2 separate regions of the Homo sapiens genome follow, and region 2 is linked to region 1. A link is a contact called in ENCODE Hi-C or POLR2A ChIA-PET data. All regions are on one chromosome and are shown on one strand. Each heading gives the region's core, a stretch centred on a gene start or an enhancer-like site at or near the end of the contact. The rest is flanking DNA. Distances are from core to core; before and after follow the strand shown. Region 1 holds the start of AOC2 (amine oxidase copper containing 2). Region 2 holds the start of RND2 (Rho family GTPase 2).

Region 1 (3,667 bases), core at 365-2,864:
TGAAGTGGAAGGCATGTGTGTGCACCGTTCCCAGCACTCTTTCCCCCACACGGTTCCCAAAGAGGAGGCCCTCCTCTCCCCCTTTCAGGAAAGCTGTGTTGATATAACCCGTGGCATGGACCCGCCCTTCAAGTGCCCCATTTGGGTACAACACAAAGTCCCAAATGTAGTCATAGTTGCCCACAGATGACACAGACCTGACCACAAGGGCTGAGCTGGCCAAACCACCATAGAAATGATTTTGAAGGTAATTGTGGTGCCTTCGAAGGGGCAGTCCCTGGGCTTCCTCAAATACACACACAGCCCCTGGAAGCAGCTGGACTGCCCCTTTGCCCACTAATATATGGATGTCCACCATCGTGGCTTGATAGGGGCAGTCCACTCCCCGCACCAAGCCTCGGCTGTTACGGCCGAGTCCAAAGCTGCTATCCAAATAGCGAGTCAGCATCGTCTTGGGTGAATCGGCACCATAGATAGATACACACTCCTGGACACTGACTTCATAGGCTATTCGCTCACCCTGGAACCGAACATCAAAAATCCTCAGGCCGCTGAACACCCCATGGCCAAAGGTAAATGACCAGAGGGAGGATACCACCAGGTTTCCTTGCACACTGTACTGGGAACCCTGGGGCGAGAACTGAAGAGGGGGAAGAGGACCTGGAGAGTTCCGAGACCTCAGGGATGAAGCTCCATTTGGTGGAGGTAGAGGGACTCTAACCACTTCCAACCGGCCAGACTTAAACTCCCGTTCCAACTGGCCCAAGTCTGCATAGTAGTGCCCAAGGTAGAAGACCTGCTGGACAGTCCAGTGGGCAGGGTCCAGGGCCCTGTGGTCCAGTAGTAGCTCCAGCCCCACGGGGTGAAGGAAAAGACCAACCCCTGAGATGTTATGGTAGAGGGCCATCCAGGTAGCTCGGTCCCCTGAGCGCAAGCCCCGAGGGGTGGCATGCACAGCTGCCAGGGTAGAGCCATTGTAGTTGAAGGTGGACGACAGGAAGATGGGTGCCTTGGGTAGCTCCACCTCTTTCAGATGCCTCCACATCTGTGTAAACTCAGCTCTCAGCACCGGGCGACGGTGATAGGGCAGGGGCCCGCCGTGACGCTCCACAGTCACATCCCGCATGTACGAGGGGTGAGGCAGCGGCCCCACCACCAGCTCACTCACATTGGGTTGGGGTTGTCCACCAAAGAGGACGATGGCCAGTGCCTCCCGGGCAGGTGGGGGGCTCCCCCTGTCCAGGTGGGCCAGGGCTGCAGCCTTGGGGGGCAGCTGCAGCTCCACTGAGAAGATGCAGTTGTCCGAGGGCTGAGCCTGGGCTGCGTCCACCAGCCCTGGCCCCAGCCGCTGGGTCAGAAAGCGCATCACAGCTGTCAACTCCTCTCGGCTCAGGTCTGCAAACAGCTGGCTCTGGCCAGGGTGTGGCCAGGGCTGGGCCCTATGGGATACAGAGGGGCAGTGGGGAGGCTGGCTGGAACCACCTGGGCTGGTCAGCAAAACATAGGCCAGGGCAAAGATGGTAATGAGGGACAGTGCCAGGAACGCCAGGACTATCTTGAGATGCATGGTGGATGCTGAGAGCTGAAATCAGAATTCTAACAGCTGCTCCTTCCAGTTACTGACATCAAGTCGGGGTTTATATTCGCTAGGATGGATAGGAAGGGAGAAAACTCCACCCCATGGGTTGGGCAGGAAATTTCTGACCTTGATTTATGTAATTCTGTTCCAATTTTCTGTCCTGTGGTTTGGCCCAGGGCACTGCTTCCACATGCATAGCCTCTTCCTTGCCCCTGAACTCCCACTGGTAGCAGTCAGTACCAACTACTGATTTCCATCATTTAGACCAGATGAAAGGGAATCTGGGTTAACGATGCTAACCTCCAGTTTCCACCTGGAATGGGTCTCAGGAAGAGTACAAACCTCAGATGCCCAATTAAGTTCTGCAGCCTGCATGCAAGCACTAAGCTGTCCATTTTCCTACCTCCTGGCAGGAACTGCATCCCAACAGCTCCAGGATTCACTGCCATGTTCAGCAGTAAGCACTGAATTCTACTTGTTGCCTAATGCCAAGCCCTTGATTTGTAGTCAGGCCATTTCCAACCAGTGGAGTGGCTGAGGGCCTGGGCTTAGTAATCAGGTTTGTCCACCAATCCCAGTTCCCTCAGCTGTGTAACCTTAGCGGAAATACTTATCCTGAGTCTCAGTGTCCTCATCTGTAACAAATAGATACAACTATCCTATAGATTCCTGAAGATTAAATGTGATCATGCACATTAGGTACTTAACAGCCTGGCACAGGGGAGGCACTCACAAACCGCTAGCTTTTGGTAGTCATCTCTGAAACAGAACAGAGCAGCTGCTCCTCCATTGTTCAAGACCTTAAACTCTTTTTACAGAGACAACGAGGGGATCATTGGAAACCAGAAGGCTACTTGCAAGGTGGAAGATGAGGAAACTTTATTTCAGAGGGAGATAGATTCCTAGGCAGCCCTCCAAGTAATTTGAAAACCAAAACTAGGAGTCTCCTCAAGAAACTGAAGACATTATTCAGGAAGAATTAGTATAAGGTAAAGAAAATGACTGGGTAGGACGCGCCTTGAACCAGTTCATTCCTTACACATGGAACGATAGCAGCCTCTACTGGCAGTTCATGGGTATCACTCGGGAAGGAAGGAACTAGGATCTTCTGAAAGTAGGGAGAGAAGGCAGCTTAGGTCTGGGAAGAGCTAACTTTCCCATAATTCAGACTGAACACAAATGAAGCACCCAACCTTGCTCAGTAGGCAGAAGCCTCAGTCTTTCCACTATACTGGGGAAAAGATTCAGCTCAACTGGCATAAGGACACACAACAGGGTGGCTAGGTGTCCATGGAGGTGGGTGTCCAAGCGTGCACACATATGAGCATGAGTACATCCCTAGCCACCAGAGCATTGCACCAGGGTCTGCGGCTTTAGAAAGAGGTCAAAGTACCTGTATTTTTAATAATTTCTTGACATGGTAAAAGAATTTTACATTACGATCCATGGGTGATAGGGTGAGGAGGAGGGGCAGTGGAACAGTCCAACAAACGAAACGGGAAACTGAGAAACACATGGAGGGAAGGGGGAAGGGTTTTAGCTGGAAGGGATCTGGAGGGTGGGTGGGAGCACTGCCCAACTAAAATGCAATTGGTTTGTTACTGAGTACTATTCGTGGGAAGACAGCATCCTGACTCCCTCTCTACAGAATATTGGGAGTAAAAATGATGCATCCCCGGTGGAAATATTATTGGGGGTTGGAAGACAGAGACAGGAAAAATAAGTCAGAAACAGACACTAAGAGTCACTGGCAGGCTGACTGCAGGTATCAACTCTCCAGCCGTGGTAGAATAAAAGAGCTAGGGGCTGAAGGGGATTAACACAAAAGCTGTTAACAATTAAGTGATATCTCTGGAAGATTCGAGAGACAGGAGGCAACTCTTCTATAGTTTTGACTTGCCCAGCACATTTCCACATACACAAATGTGTATATGCACGTGTGTGCATGCACATACACATACACACCAATGATTGCTTTCCCCGGAAGCCCGACACTATAAATAAAGAGAAATAGTTCCCAAAAGGAAAGCCCAACATGAGCAGCAGCATCTGGACCTCACACTTGCAGAAACCTTCACCCCAACTGAA
Region 2 (3,667 bases), core at 390-2,889, 180 kb before region 1:
GTGCTTTCTGGGCTTTGGCAGTCTAAAGCCCTGAAGGGAACTCTTGTAAAAATAAAAACCCTCCTTATGTTGGGAGGAGGAAAAGAGCAGTGGCAGGGAGAGCACTCTCCCATTCTCCTGGGACTTGACCTCAGATTTATCTAGTTCAATGGAGAGAAACAGCCTCCTGACCACCCCTCACTCAAGACATTCTAAATGTCTTTTCTGCTTTTTTATTTTTTGAGATGGAGTCTCGCTCTATCGCTCAGGCTGGAGTGCAGCGGCATGATCTCGGCTCACTGCAGCCTCCGCCTCCCAGGTTCCAGCGATTCTCTTGCCTCAGCCTCCTGGTAGCTGAGATTACAGGCACGTGCCACACGCCCGATTAATTTTTGTATTTTTAGTAGAGACGGAGTTTCAACCATGTTGGCCAGGCTGGTCTCAAACTCCTGACCTCAGGTGATCCCCCCACCCCAGCCTCCCAAAGTGCTAGGATTACAGGCGTGAGCCACCGTGCCTGGCCTCTAAATGTCTTTTCTAAACCCAGTCTTATCTCTGAAGGAACATGTTCCAAATTAAAAGCCATTCCTTCCCAACTTTCCCAGGTAGGCAGGACCCAGCTGAGGGGCTCAGATCCTAGGCTTTCTCCTTCAGGACATGGTTTCTGTCAGGCTCTGCAAGTTCTACCTCAGTTTCCCTGGATTTTAGCAGAATATTGATTTTTCCCTTCCTGTTGGAATTGGATGGATGGGCTGGGCTTACCTGGAACCTAAGGGTCTAACCAAGGGAGGGGACAGAGTGGGCCGCCTTGGAAGTCAGGGTGACCCCCAGGGACTTGGCTACCTGAAGTGTCCCACATGTTGAGCTCAATGCGGCGCTTGTCGATCTCAAAGCTCGCAGTGTAGTTCTCAAACACGGTGGGGACATAACTCTGCAGACACGGATGGATCCAGATGAGATCATCTCTCCAAGTCCTCACCCCAGATAAATGCCCTCCTCACTCCCACACCCCGTCCAGCCCAGCCCCTGGACACAAGTTGGTCTGGGATTGGGCAAAGGGGAGATCCCGGGAGCTCCTGCCCCCCCCCCCCCCCCCCCGGAGAATCTCTGCTAAGCTCCCAGACCTCCTCCTGTTCCCTTCTGGTCCCTTCAGCCCCCTAGTTCTTCCCCTCTCCATTGCCCAGGACCTCCGACATTCCCCTCGCCCTCCCTCCCGGATGCTCTGGTTCTCCCAAACCCCATCTATCTCACCCTGCTCCCTAATTCCTCCCACCCCAATCCTCTGCAGTCCTTCCTGAGCCCTCAAGGCCTCCCCGCGTCCTCCGACCCCCTGTCTCTTGTCCCTGGTTACCCGAGTACCCATTCCCATCCGTCGCCAGGGCCCCTGTCACCCACCCCCCAGCAGCCTTAGCGTCCCCCTCCCAAGACGCAGGTCCCTCACCCCGGGATAGGCGTCCTTGGCGAACACCTGCAGCAGCGCCGTCTTGCCGCACTCTGCGTCTCCCACCACCACGATCTTGCAGCGGCCGCTCTGCCCCTCCATGGTCCCGGCTACGCGCCGGTCCCCCACGCCACCCCTCTCCCGGGCCCCGCCGCCGCCTCCCCCGCCCCTGCAACTGCAGCCGCTCGGGCCGCCAACACCGGCATCTCGCGGGCCCGCGCCGAGCCCCCGCCCCGGGTCCGCGGCCCCCCCTCCGCCCCGCCCCCAGCCAGGCGGCCGCGCCCCCCCGGCCCCTCCTCCCACCCCCGCAGCCGGGGGGCGGGGCCCAGAAGATCTGGGCGGAGCCCTGGGAACAGAGGCCTCAGAGCCGGGGTCCAGCCCGCCGGTGTGGTCTGAGGGGCCCCTGCCGGTTTGGGACAGGCCGAACTGGGCTTATTTGACTTTCTCGGATATAAGGGCAGGTCAGAGTTCAAGCGAAGTTCTTAGGGGTAGAATATGAGCGGCACAAGCGCGAAGCTCGGGCCTGCTGTGTACCCACGCGTGCACGCAGGTGTACCAGTGCGGACAAGAGCTGGGGCAGCCATCCACTTCCTGAACACGGCGGGAGAGAGATGCTAAGGGGAAGGAGGGAGCCTCTTTGGTTTTCTCTCCCGCGTCCGCCTATGTCCTGGCAGGGGGTCTTGGGGAAATGGGAGGGTGAACCCCAGCACACCCACCCGGACGGTGGTGACATCATAGCTTTCCGTCCCCATGGCAACGGGCAGCCGGGTCTCCGGTTACATTGACTTAACCGCCGGCCTAGACTAGCAGAGAAGCGTGGACTGAGTTCCTCCAGCCAAGCACTGGGTGGAAAGTTTTGGGGGAGCTGCGTCCTCTGGTGGATGCTTGGGGACAAGGAGATAAGGAAGAGAAAGAACCAACCGCCAGAGTTGCTCTGCTGGAGCCAGAGCTAAACCCAAAAGTCAGGCTTGATTAAGAGTCTGACAATAGGCCGGGCGCGGTGGCTCACGCCTGTAATACCAGCACTTTGGGAGGCCGAGGCGGGCGGATCAAGAGGTCAGGAGATCGAGACTATCATCCTGGCTAACACGGTGAAACCCGCACGGTGGGCGCCTGTAATCCCAGCTACTCAGGAGGCTGAGGCAGGAGAATGGCGTGAACCCGGGAGGCGGAGCTTGCAGTGAGCCGAGATTGCCTCACTGCACTCCAGCTTGTGCAATAGAGTTTCGAAAAAAAAAAAGTGCTTTTTTATATCGAGGCAATTCGAGTCAATAATATATGCTGCAAATAATTCTGTAAAGATAACTAGAAGCTGGGCGCGGTGGCTCACGCCTGTAAACTCAGCACTTTGGGAGGCCAAGGCTTGCTTGCGTGCAGGAGTTTGAGGCCATCCTGGGCAACATTAGCGAGACCCTCTCTCTAGAAAAAAAAATCAAAACTTAGCTAGGTTTGGCCACTCTAGGCACGCTGCCTATGGGGTAGCCCTGCTCTGCAAAGAGCAGTAAAACATAAAGTTAGCCGGGCGTGGTGACACATGCCTGTGGTCCCAGCTATTCAGGAGGCTGAGGTGGGAGGATTGCTTGAAGCCGGGAGTTTGAGGCTGTAGGGAGCTGTGATCGCCCCACCTCGCTCAGCCTGGGTGACAGAGTGAGACCCTGTATCAAAAAAATAAAAATATAAATATAACTAGAGCACGCAGCATCATCACTATGTTACAGAAGGGAAAATGAGGAACAGAACGTTAACACCAAAGTCAGAAAGTTTTAAAGGCTTGGTCTCCATGCTTCTACTTTGCCACTGCAAGACCACAGTGAATTAAGTCTCATCCCTGCCTGGGTTAGATGTCAGAGCCTGAGACACAATGTAGTTGGACTCCAGTCCACAGGTGGCTGACTCCAAATCTGATATGAGTTAACTCCAAATCTGATGTAAGTTCAAGTTTTGGGACTGTTCCTTAACTTTTTTTTTTTTTTTTTGAGACGGAGTCTCGCTCTGTAGCCCAGGCTGGAGTGCAGTGGCGCGATCTCGACTCACTGCAAGCTCTGCCTCCTGGGTTCATGCCATTCTCCTGCCTCAGCCTCCCAGGTAGCTGGGACTACAGGCGCCTGCCACCACGCCTGGCTAATTTTTTGTATTTTTTAGTAGAGACGGGGTTTCACCGTGTTAGCCAGGTGAATCTCCTGACCTCGTAATCTGCCCGCCTCGGCCTCCCAAAGTGCTGGGATTACAGGCGTGAGACACCGCGCC

Evidence for each region. A loop is a pair of places that touch in the nucleus more often than their neighbours do. ChIA-PET counts read pairs that join two places held with the same protein, here RNA polymerase II (POLR2A). Pooled maps may share reads with other maps.
Region 2: a pooled map shows a loop between it and region 1 (5-fold over the local background). The contact joins the promoter of RND2 here to the promoter of AOC2 in region 1. A Hi-C loop is called at or near these places in 5 of 50 pooled maps. POLR2A ChIA-PET finds 5 or more read pairs at or near these places in 4 of 52 experiments (A549, MCF 10A, activated T-cell and 1 more).

Annotation. Positions count from the first base shown.
Region 1 is chr17:42,842,527-42,846,193 of GRCh38, reverse strand. It overlaps AOC2 (amine oxidase copper containing 2), which reads right to left and starts at 1,614. Exons shown (of 4, transcript NM_009590.4): 1 at 1-1,614. The coding sequence starts at 1,567. It overlaps PSME3 (proteasome activator subunit 3), which reads right to left. Exons shown (of 11, transcript NM_005789.4): 11 at 2,434-3,667.
Region 2 is chr17:43,023,203-43,026,869 of GRCh38, reverse strand. It overlaps RND2 (Rho family GTPase 2), which reads right to left and starts at 1,639. Exons shown (of 5, transcript NM_005440.5): 1 at 1,421-1,639; 2 at 823-910. The coding sequence starts at 1,522. RefSeq lists a silencer at 1,676-1,815.